Linked DNA regions of Homo sapiens: all the other regions are linked to region 2. A link is a contact called in ENCODE Hi-C data. All regions are on one chromosome and are shown on one strand. The core of a region is the stretch at or near the end of the contact, and the rest is flanking DNA. Distances in the headings are between cores, read along the strand shown.

What was found. Hi-C counts contacts between places; a loop is a spot of excess contacts on that map. Pooled maps may share reads with other maps.
Region 1: a map of chondrocyte shows a loop between it and region 2 (2.1-fold over the local background). The contact joins two enhancer-like sites. A Hi-C loop is called at or near these places in 2 of 168 maps with a recorded cell type or tissue (chondrocyte and heart left ventricle), 1 of 37 single-sample maps with no recorded cell type and 4 of 50 pooled maps.
Region 3: a loop to region 2 is called in a pooled map, with 3 times the contacts of the local background. The contact joins two enhancer-like sites. A Hi-C loop is called at or near these places in 1 of 168 maps with a recorded cell type or tissue (posterior vena cava), 6 of 37 single-sample maps with no recorded cell type and 5 of 50 pooled maps.

What each region holds. Positions count from the first base shown.
Region 1 is chr2:127,484,112-127,487,064 of GRCh38, forward strand. It overlaps IWS1 (interacts with SUPT6H, CTD assembly factor 1), which reads right to left. Exons shown (of 14, transcript NM_017969.3): 13 at 2,442-2,553. Among named protein-coding and RNA genes, the nearest start is that of IWS1, 41 kb to the right of the region's middle. Within about 2 kb of position 1,385, at least 2 of the 41 ENCODE cell types and tissues checked have a DNase peak (open chromatin) inside an H3K27ac peak, as active enhancers do.
Region 2 is chr2:127,087,066-127,089,911 of GRCh38, forward strand. The region is part of intron 1 of BIN1 (bridging integrator 1); the gene reads right to left. Among named protein-coding and RNA genes, the nearest start is that of BIN1, 19 kb to the right of the region's middle. RefSeq lists an enhancer at 1-486. Within about 2 kb of position 1,251, at least 2 of the 41 ENCODE cell types and tissues checked have a DNase peak (open chromatin) inside an H3K27ac peak, as active enhancers do.
Region 3 is chr2:127,576,611-127,579,640 of GRCh38, forward strand. MYO7B (myosin VIIB) reads left to right here. Exons shown (of 48, transcript NM_001393586.1): 8 at 1-98; 9 at 1,523-1,676. Among named protein-coding and RNA genes, the nearest start is that of MYO7B, 42 kb to the left of the region's middle. RefSeq lists enhancers at 994-1,547, 1,596-1,645. Within about 2 kb of position 1,466, at least 2 of the 41 ENCODE cell types and tissues checked have a DNase peak (open chromatin) inside an H3K27ac peak, as active enhancers do.

The sequences.
Region 1 (2,953 bases), core at 135-2,634, 400 kb after region 2:
TGGCTAACACAGTGAAACCCCATCTCTACTAAAAATACAAAAACAAAGTTAGCCAGGTGTGGTGGTGGGCGCCTGCCCTAGTCCCAGCTACTCAGGAGGCTGAGGCGGGAGAATGGTGTGAACCCGGGAGGCAGAGCTTGCAGTGAGCAGAGATTGCACCACTATGCTCCAGCCTGGGCGACAGAGTGAGACACCGTCTCAAAAACAAAAACAAAAACAAAAAACAAAAAACCCTATTTATTTTTTATATTTATTTACATAACTTTGAAAACAAAAATGATACTTAAGACAAAAAGTGTTTCATTGGAAACCCATTTCCATTTCTTTTCCTGGACATGTCTTTTCTAATACTGCTCATTAGCGTCTACAATGTGGAAGCAAGTCCTGAGTGAATATGCAACCCTGCTCCACCTATGGGGAAGTGGGACCAGAACCAGAAACATCAGCACACAGGGACACAGCCCTGGAAACACAACCTCTGCTTTCAAAGCAGATTGGCCACTAAGAGTTTTTATTACCTATTTTCTTTGCCATATTGTAGTTCCCAATTCTCAAAAATAAAAATGTTAAGAGAAATATGAAAGACGGCTAAAAAGAGAGAAGAAACAATGAAAAAGGAGATGGCTCATGCCTGTAATCCCTTTGGGAGGCCGAGGCGGGTGGATCACGAGGTCAGGAGATCAAGACCATCATGGCTAACAGGATGAAACCCCGTCTCTACTAAAAATACAAAAAATTAGCCGAGCATGGTGGCAGGAGCCTGTAGTCCCAGCTAACTGGGAGGCTGAGGCAGGAGAATGGTGTGAACCCAGGAGGCGGAACTTGCAGTGAGTGGAGATCGCACCACTGCACTCCAACCTGGGCGACAGAGCAAGACTCCGTCTCAAAAAGAAAAAGAAAAAGAAAAAGAAAAAGGACAGAAGGGCAAAAAAGAAACAGGTACAGGGGACATGGAGAGGTGGTCAGGGACACGGATATGGGCACAAGAAAGAGGAGGGAGAGAGAGAGGAGGAAGTTCTTGGCACAGAACTAGTCCTTCTCTACCCTCGATTTATTCTCAAGAAATAAGAAAGTACGTTTTGTTTTGATAGTCACTTAATAGCAACATGAACTGGCAGGTAGGAGAGTGGAGTCAGTGGAAACAGCTGCCAAAGCAGGGGTCATGGAGAAGAACCATAGGCAGGCAACACACACACACTGTGTGTGCTCCGCAACAAAGGTGCCATTAGTCTCAAAGCATAGTGGATCAGTGAGTTGGGCTTATGAATGTTCCCAAGTCTTTTCCACTTCTGACCACATTTTGAGTATGTGTTAATCAAATTCATCTCCTAAATATTTAGTATAAGGCTTTATGTAATGAGTTCTCAAATGCATGTTGCTGAGCCACTGACAGCAGGAAACAAGCTACCTCCCACCAGGAAACCACTAACTAGTTTATATGCCTGTAACACATATCACTGTAATTCTGGGTCCTAACAAAAACCTTTTTCATAAAAACGGGTACCAGTCAGGAAGACCCAAATGCATATTAGGGAAGTAATTATCTATTACTCTCTAGGATACTGATAAAGGAAGGGACTTCCATGTCAATTTCTAAATATTCAAGAGGCCTTGAATATCCCAAGGTGCCTGTTAGGGTCATTATTTTGAAACTAAAAGCAGACCTGGCCTCTTCTGATTAAGAAAGCACACACACACACACTTTTCACTCTGACTGTTGACAATTCAAGCCCATGCACAGTACATGCTTCCTTGGGAATACCTCTCGTGTATATACTCTGGTAGGGCCAGGCCTATAGGGGCATCCTGTTGCCTTCAATGCTGAACTTGACAGCACGATGCACTTTGCTGAGTCGTTTCTGTTCTGCAAATCGCCTCTTATGCTTTTCCAATCGGCTTAGGCCCTTTTTAAGAATACCAGGCTAGAAGTAGTAGTTTGATTGGAGAATAAAAAGAGATTACTGAGAAACACTGAAGATCCACTGAGCAGTATTTACAATGATAACAGAATAAGTGTCTACCCTAATCATTTGCAATGGAATTGCTTAAACCGTTGAAGAGAAAGGGAGAGGTAGGTCTGCTGAAGCACGTAAGCTCTGTTTCTCATGGTTATTAAAAAAAAAAATTCACTGTATCAGAATACTCCAGGTTTCAATTTCAAGCCTTGCTTGAAGTAAAGGGATTAATAAGAAGAAACTTCCCTACCTGATAATGTTGAATTAAGACTGAAGAAAAATTCATCAGCAATAAACTTTAATCCTGGGTAATACTTTTCCTTTCTCTATTGCTCAATTTGTGGTTTGGCTAGATAAGCGACCAGAAAACAGTCCTCTCTGAATCAGACAAACTTCAAGAGCTACAAGGGTTATTAACACATGAAGTAAAGAGTCAAACAGTAATCTGCAGGTGAGATCCACCTTGCCGATCCTCCGCTTGCTTACCCTGGATGACTCCATTTCCACATTCCATTTGGGCCTGACAACATAGTCCTTGTTTGAAGGCATTGGGACCCTTGCACGGGCACAGAATCCAGGATCTCCAGGTCTAAGAGCCCTGAAAAAGGGAAGAGGAAGAGCATGCTTCTTATGTGGCCAGCCACAGTGGGGCACATAGGCCATTTCACACTCCTGTTCCTACATCCACCCATTAAGCTGCAATGTTCGAAACTCCTCTACTCCCCACCAAAGGTCACCCAATCCACCCTCCTGCCGCCTCCCAGCTAGCCTGTCATCACACACACTACAGTATGCATTCCTCACTTCTCTTCCAAAGCCAACTTGCTCTGCATTTGCATGAATCCTTTTCTCCTCTCCTCAGCTTCAGATATACTCATGCCCCTCTGCCTTCCAAGGCTAGTCCCGCCCGCATGACTTGGAATCCCCTTTTCTCTTGTATAGTGGAGTCACTCATGAGTTCACTTGTGAGATGAGGAATTGTGAAGAATTGAGTCGTC
Region 2 (2,846 bases), core at 1-2,500:
TGAGAGCAAAAAGTGGTGTTGGGTTTTCTCTTTTACATCCTTAACTGACAATAAAAACTTGACCAACTACGTCAGCCCCACCACAATGCTTTGATGGTCAAAAACGAAAACACAGAGAGCCCTCCCAGCCCGGCCGGCCCCTGGAGGTCCTGTCTGCATCAGAGCTGGCAGCCCAGCCCCGCCCCTGAGAAAGAAGGGGGAGGGGAAGGAAGTTGCAGGGTCTCCTCCTCCACACTCATCTCTGCAGCTGGAAGGGAAGGCTCCCGCCCCAGAGAACGAGTGTCCAGTTGACTCCAGGCCAGGAAGGCCCCCTCCCCGTCCTCTCTCTCATCCCTCCCAGGGTGCCTGAAATTCCAGCCGGTTCTGTAGATAAGCCTATGGCCTGCAGCCAGGGTGGTGCCACGTGGACCCCAGAGGAAGCCAGGGTGGGCTGCGGTGGCCTGGGGAGCCCCGAGCAGAGCACACAGCGTGAGTGGAGGCAGCAGGGGCCAGAGTCAGGCTGGGAGGGGGCTGGGGTGAGCACTCTCACAGTGGCCGGCGGGGCTGGACCAGCCAAGGGCAGTGCAGGACGGACGGCAGAGCAGGAACCGCTCATCCAAAGACCACATGTGCTCCAAATCCTGGCAGGGGAGGGAGGCGTTTCACAGTGAGGAAACCGAGAGTCCCATGTCAGTAAGCAATGAGCTAGAATCCGCACACGGCCCACCGCTACCAAGCCCTTGGATTTTATCAGCCACCCCACCACCTTCCAACCAGGAGGGCTGGAGGACCCCCTGGATCATGACTGGCTCCCCTCCCCTCGGGACCATCCCCCAAGCTGAGTCTATTCTTAGCCATCAGCAGAACCAGGTGTCCACCAGCAAACAGAGGAGTTTCTAGAAGGGCTACGCCCACCCAGACCATCATCAAGCGCCCAGCCAGCTGCCCAGGCCTCACCCTCCAGCTTCTTCCCCACCCAGCCAGCACTTAGTGGAAGAAAGGAACCTTCCACCAGACCCACCACTGTGAAGAGTCCCCACCCCGGCTCTGGGACGTGGCCTCTCGGCTGTAGGGCCTGGTGGCTGTGGTGGTCACACTGTGGGTGAGCTGGCCAGACGCAGGAGGGATCTTCTCATAACTCAGTTCCTTGAGAGGGGTGCCAAGAGCAGGACAGGCACAGAATCAGAGCCTCCCCTGCCAACGCCCACCCAAAAACGAAGGTGGCTTCCTCTTCTGCACTATCACCTCACAACAGGCATTTGAAGACTCAGCAACGTGCCCTGGTGGCAGTGTGCCTGGCCATGCTCTATGGGAAGCCAAGCAAGGTCTCTGCCCTGGAGGAGCCAGCACTCTAGGAGGGAGGCAATGTTGAAAGGTGCTGTGAGCCTCCGAACAAAAATGCAGCAGGGGGACGGGTGCGGTGGCTCACACCTGTAATCCCAGCACTTTGGGAGGCTGAGGGGGGCAAATCACCTAAGGTCAGGAGTTCCAGACCAGCCTGGGCAACATAGTGAGATCCTACCCCTACCAAAAATAGTTTTTAATTAGCTGAGTGTGATGGTGTGCACCTATAGTCCTAGCTACTGGGGAGGCTAGGGCAGGAGGATGCCTTGAGTTCAGGAGTTCAAAAAATGCAGTGATCCAGGACCGCACCACTGCACTCCAGCCAGGGCGACAGAGCAAGACCGTATCTCTTAAAAAAAAAAAAAAAGAGAGACACTGAAGGGCTGGGGGTGAGGGGAGAGGGCGGCTGCTCTTAGGAAGGAACTCAGGGAAGTGACAGCTGAGCAGAGACCTGATGAAGGAGCAAGACACCAGGCCAGGAAGGAAGAAGAAGGTAGAACTCACTGGACAGAGAACTCAGTGAGTGCAAAGGCCCTGAGGTGGACGGGAGGGATGCCACAGGACAGCAAGACCGGCGTGGCTGAGAGTGGCAGGGGGCAGGGAGGACCAGGAGGCCCTGAAACACCAGGTGCCAGGCTTCATGCTGAGCCCTTGGGCATGATTCCATAGCCTCATGGTGGACCCCTCCATAACCTCATGAAGGAAATACTATTATATTCTCACTTTGCAGGTGAGGAAACTGAGGCACTGCCTTAACAACTCCCCAGGGTCACGCAGCCAGGCCCAGGATCCCAACCCCAGGCCTGGGTCCATCGGTGAGGAGCTTTAACCACTGCACATGCGGCCTCGGCCCCCAGGACCACAGAGGCCCCTGGAAGACTCTGGCCCTTAAAACCCAGCATGGAACGTGGAACCCTGGAAAGCTCTGAGCCAAGACTTGATTTTGCAGCCTGCAAAGCTCCCAGGCTGGCGCGTGTACACACTTCAGGAGCGCAGTGGGGCAGGGTGCCTGTTCAGAAGCTGACTGCACTGACCCAGGTGGGAGGCAAGGGGACTCTGTGATCTGAGCTACTAGAGGGAAGGGGTGGTCATCACCTGAGATGGGGACACGTGTTGGGGTAACAGCTGGGGGTCACAGTGAGTTTGCAGTGCCCAGAGATGTCCAGGAGGAAGGTGCAGACACAATGGCCAGGAACCCTGGGGTGGACTGGACACACCCCACCGTCAGGTTTCTATCACACCCCGGCCCCACCCACCTGCCCCTCAGTCCCTCCCACTGCCCACTCTGGATGACCAGCTCAGGGCATCTAGTCTGGGCAGCTGGCCAGGAACCCCTTCTGGTAGGAGACACTGCTGGGGCAGAAGGTGCTGGGAGCAGGCCCAGGCTGTGCAGCCCTGGGCAAGTAAGCTCACCTCCCTGACCTGCTGGGTCTCATCACTTAGAGCCAAGAACTCCCTCAAGGGTGTTTAAAGGTGAAGTATGATCATGTAGGTAAGAGGGCCCAGCAGAGCCGCTAGCACTG
Region 3 (3,030 bases), core at 216-2,715, 490 kb after region 2:
ACTACCATATCTTCTACTGCATGCTCATGGGGGTGAGTGCTGAGGACAAGCAGCTGCTGAGCCTGGGCACGCCCTCCGAGTACCACTACCTGACCATGGTGAGCTGCCCACCTGCCGCCTCCCAGTAGCCAGTGGAAGGGAGGAAAAAGAGCTTGTGCCGCTCCACCCTCCGCGACAGCTGCAGAGAAGCCCAACGCTGGCCGGGCCCCTGAGGCGGGGCTGGTTCCCTTTGCCTCTCCTCGCCAGCCCCTCTCTGCTGGGAATCACCTTGCCCGCGTGCCTCCCGCTTCCCCGTCACATGTACCCCATGCCCCAGGCTGGACCCGGGGCCTCCCCGCAGACCTCATCTTCCTTTGGTCCCCACTGGATGACAGGCTCCCGGTGCCCAGTGGGCCACAGGGAGTTGCCCACATGCCTCCTGCTCCTGATTTCACTCCAATTGTCTGTCCTTGCAGGCCCCCTAAAACGTAAGCCCCGGGCCCCAGGAAAGCAAAGCCCTTCCTGTGCTCCCAGCTGCACCCGCCACCTAGGACAGGGCGGCACCACAGCCATCGCTCATTAGCTGAGGCTCCCTGGCCCTCAGGAGAACTGCGCCTCCTGGTTTATTGACCACAGAGTGGACCCAGAGCATTCTGCCTCTGGGATCTCTCCCATGCAACCCTCTCTCCTGGGTCCACTGCTCCAAGGCCTTCACCAGCCCCTGCCTAGACTTCATGGGTCCCCCATCGCCAGTCTTGACCTCTAATCTGTCATCTACCCTGCAGCCAAAGCACTCTTCCTGTAGGAAGGTTTGCACTGTAGTGTCATGCTTTGGATGGCACTGCTGCAGTGACCCCTGCGGCTTGTAGGGTAGAAGTCCAAACTCCTCCATGTGGTTTCCAGGTCCCTCCAAGATCTGCCCCTCTGCCGACCTCTCCCTTCTCAACACCCACCCCAGCCTCCCCGCAGCCCTGTCCCTGCCTCCCCACCTCGTGGCCTTGCTCCCATCATCCTCTGCCTAAACTGCCCTCTGTCCTCAGAGGCGGTGGGGCCAGCTCTGCACCTCCTCCAAGAAGCCTTTCTCCACCTCTCGATAGGGCTGGCCCCGGCCCCTGTGGTCTGGGCACCTGTAACAGGCAAATGGCCATGGCACGGTCACTGGCTCCCTGCCTGCCCCCCTGGATGCGCAGCACAGGGCCTGGCCCATGGCGAGCCATGGAAAGTGTTTCTTAAAGGAACAAACCCACAGTGTCCCCCAGAGAGACAAGGCAAGCTCGAGTAGGGACGAACGACAAATAGAGGATCAGAGAAGAAGTGTGACTTGGCCAAGGTCACACAGTGGCCAAATGCTGGTGCTGGTGGCAAGGCCTGATCATGCTGTGGCTACTGTGTCATGATTCTGCCTCTGAAAAGAGTTTTTGAGCGTGGACCCTACGTGGTCCACCCATTGCCTATGAAGTGCAGTGTCTCAGCCTTGCTGGTCCCAGGAGGGAGGTGGTGGGGCAGGGGATGGCCCCATTCACTGAGGCACCCTGTCCCTCAGGGGAACTGCACTTCCTGTGAGGGGCTCAACGACGCCAAGGACTACGCCCACATCCGCTCGGCCATGAAGATCCTCCAGTTCTCCGACTCCGAGAGCTGGGACGTCATCAAGCTGCTGGCTGCCATTCTCCACCTGGGGAATGTGGGGTTCATGGGTAATGCCGGTTCTGCCCCAACTGCACCCTTGGGGAGGGAGAGGGAAGGGGACAGGAGCAGGAAGGCATCTCTAGGGGTTCTCACAGGAAGGATCCTGTGGTCCAACCCAGGCCTGGAAAAATATATCTAAAAAATTCAGCTGTGATTTTGGAGGCCTCGTGAGGCAAAGGGGAAAATGTCAAAGCTTAAGGCTCTCCACAGGTGGAGACCGGCCAATCATCCCCCACTTTTAGCTGGGACCCAAAAGGGCTTCCCCCTTAAGGTTCAGGTAAGCCAGAGTAAACAAATCCACGTGTGAACTTGCAAACCAGGTTGTGAGCAAGGGGTGGTCTGGGGATTAAGTTGTCCTGACCTGTGAACACCCCCAAGCACCTAACGGCAGTTATTGACAGTCCTCGCTGGAAAAAAGCACCAGCAAGTTAGATTACAAATGATTCCTGTGAGTAGTTTTTCAAACACAACATCCAGCATGAAGCCAGGAAGAAATAGGAACAAGGAAATGAGATACCATGAACAAGAACCGGCAGAAATAATAAACAGTAGAAATCGATCCACAAAGATTTCAAAGTTGGAATTATTAGACACAGACTAGAGAAGTTCTGCTTATTTTGCTCAAGAAAAGAAGCAGCCAAGCTTGAAAATTTAGACAGCGAATGGGAAACTTTAAAGACATTATAGATTTATAAACAAACCACATAGAAATTCCATTCTAAAATTAAAAAAAAAAATAACCAAAAGGAAGAACCCAATGGATGGTTTAAGGGATTCTGTGCCTGTCTAGGAGATGGAATGTGTGAGCTGGAGGGAAAGTCAGGAGAAACTGAGTACAGCATGGAGAGAGGAATGGCGGGAGATGTCAGAGAGAAGGTGGAGACTGGGAGGACACCGTGGCAGAGGGAGCACACCTTTCATTGGAGTCCTAAAGGAAAGGAGAGAGAAAGGGGCAGAGGCAATATTTGAAGAGATAGGGCTGGTTCCAGAACTAAGGAGAGACCATTCTCAAAGCAATGGGAAGGGATAGACTTTTCATAAACTGTTCTAGAGCAATGGGGTGTCCATATAGAAAACAAAAGCTTGGGCCACCATCTCACGCCATGTGAGAATATTGCTTCCAGGCAAGCTGCAGCTGGGCTGATCTGTCGTCTATCAGCCAGACTGCACACTTCGGCCAGGGAAAGGTGGGTGCTAACCAGAGGTGGGCACCGGGGCCTGGGACAGCATCAGAAACATGATGCTGAGGAAGTGAAGCAGGCACAAGAGAATGCAGACAGATCCACTAACATAACATTTGTTTGTTTGTTTGTTTGTTTGTTTTTGAGACAGGGTCTTGCTTTGTTGTCCAGGCTGGAGTGC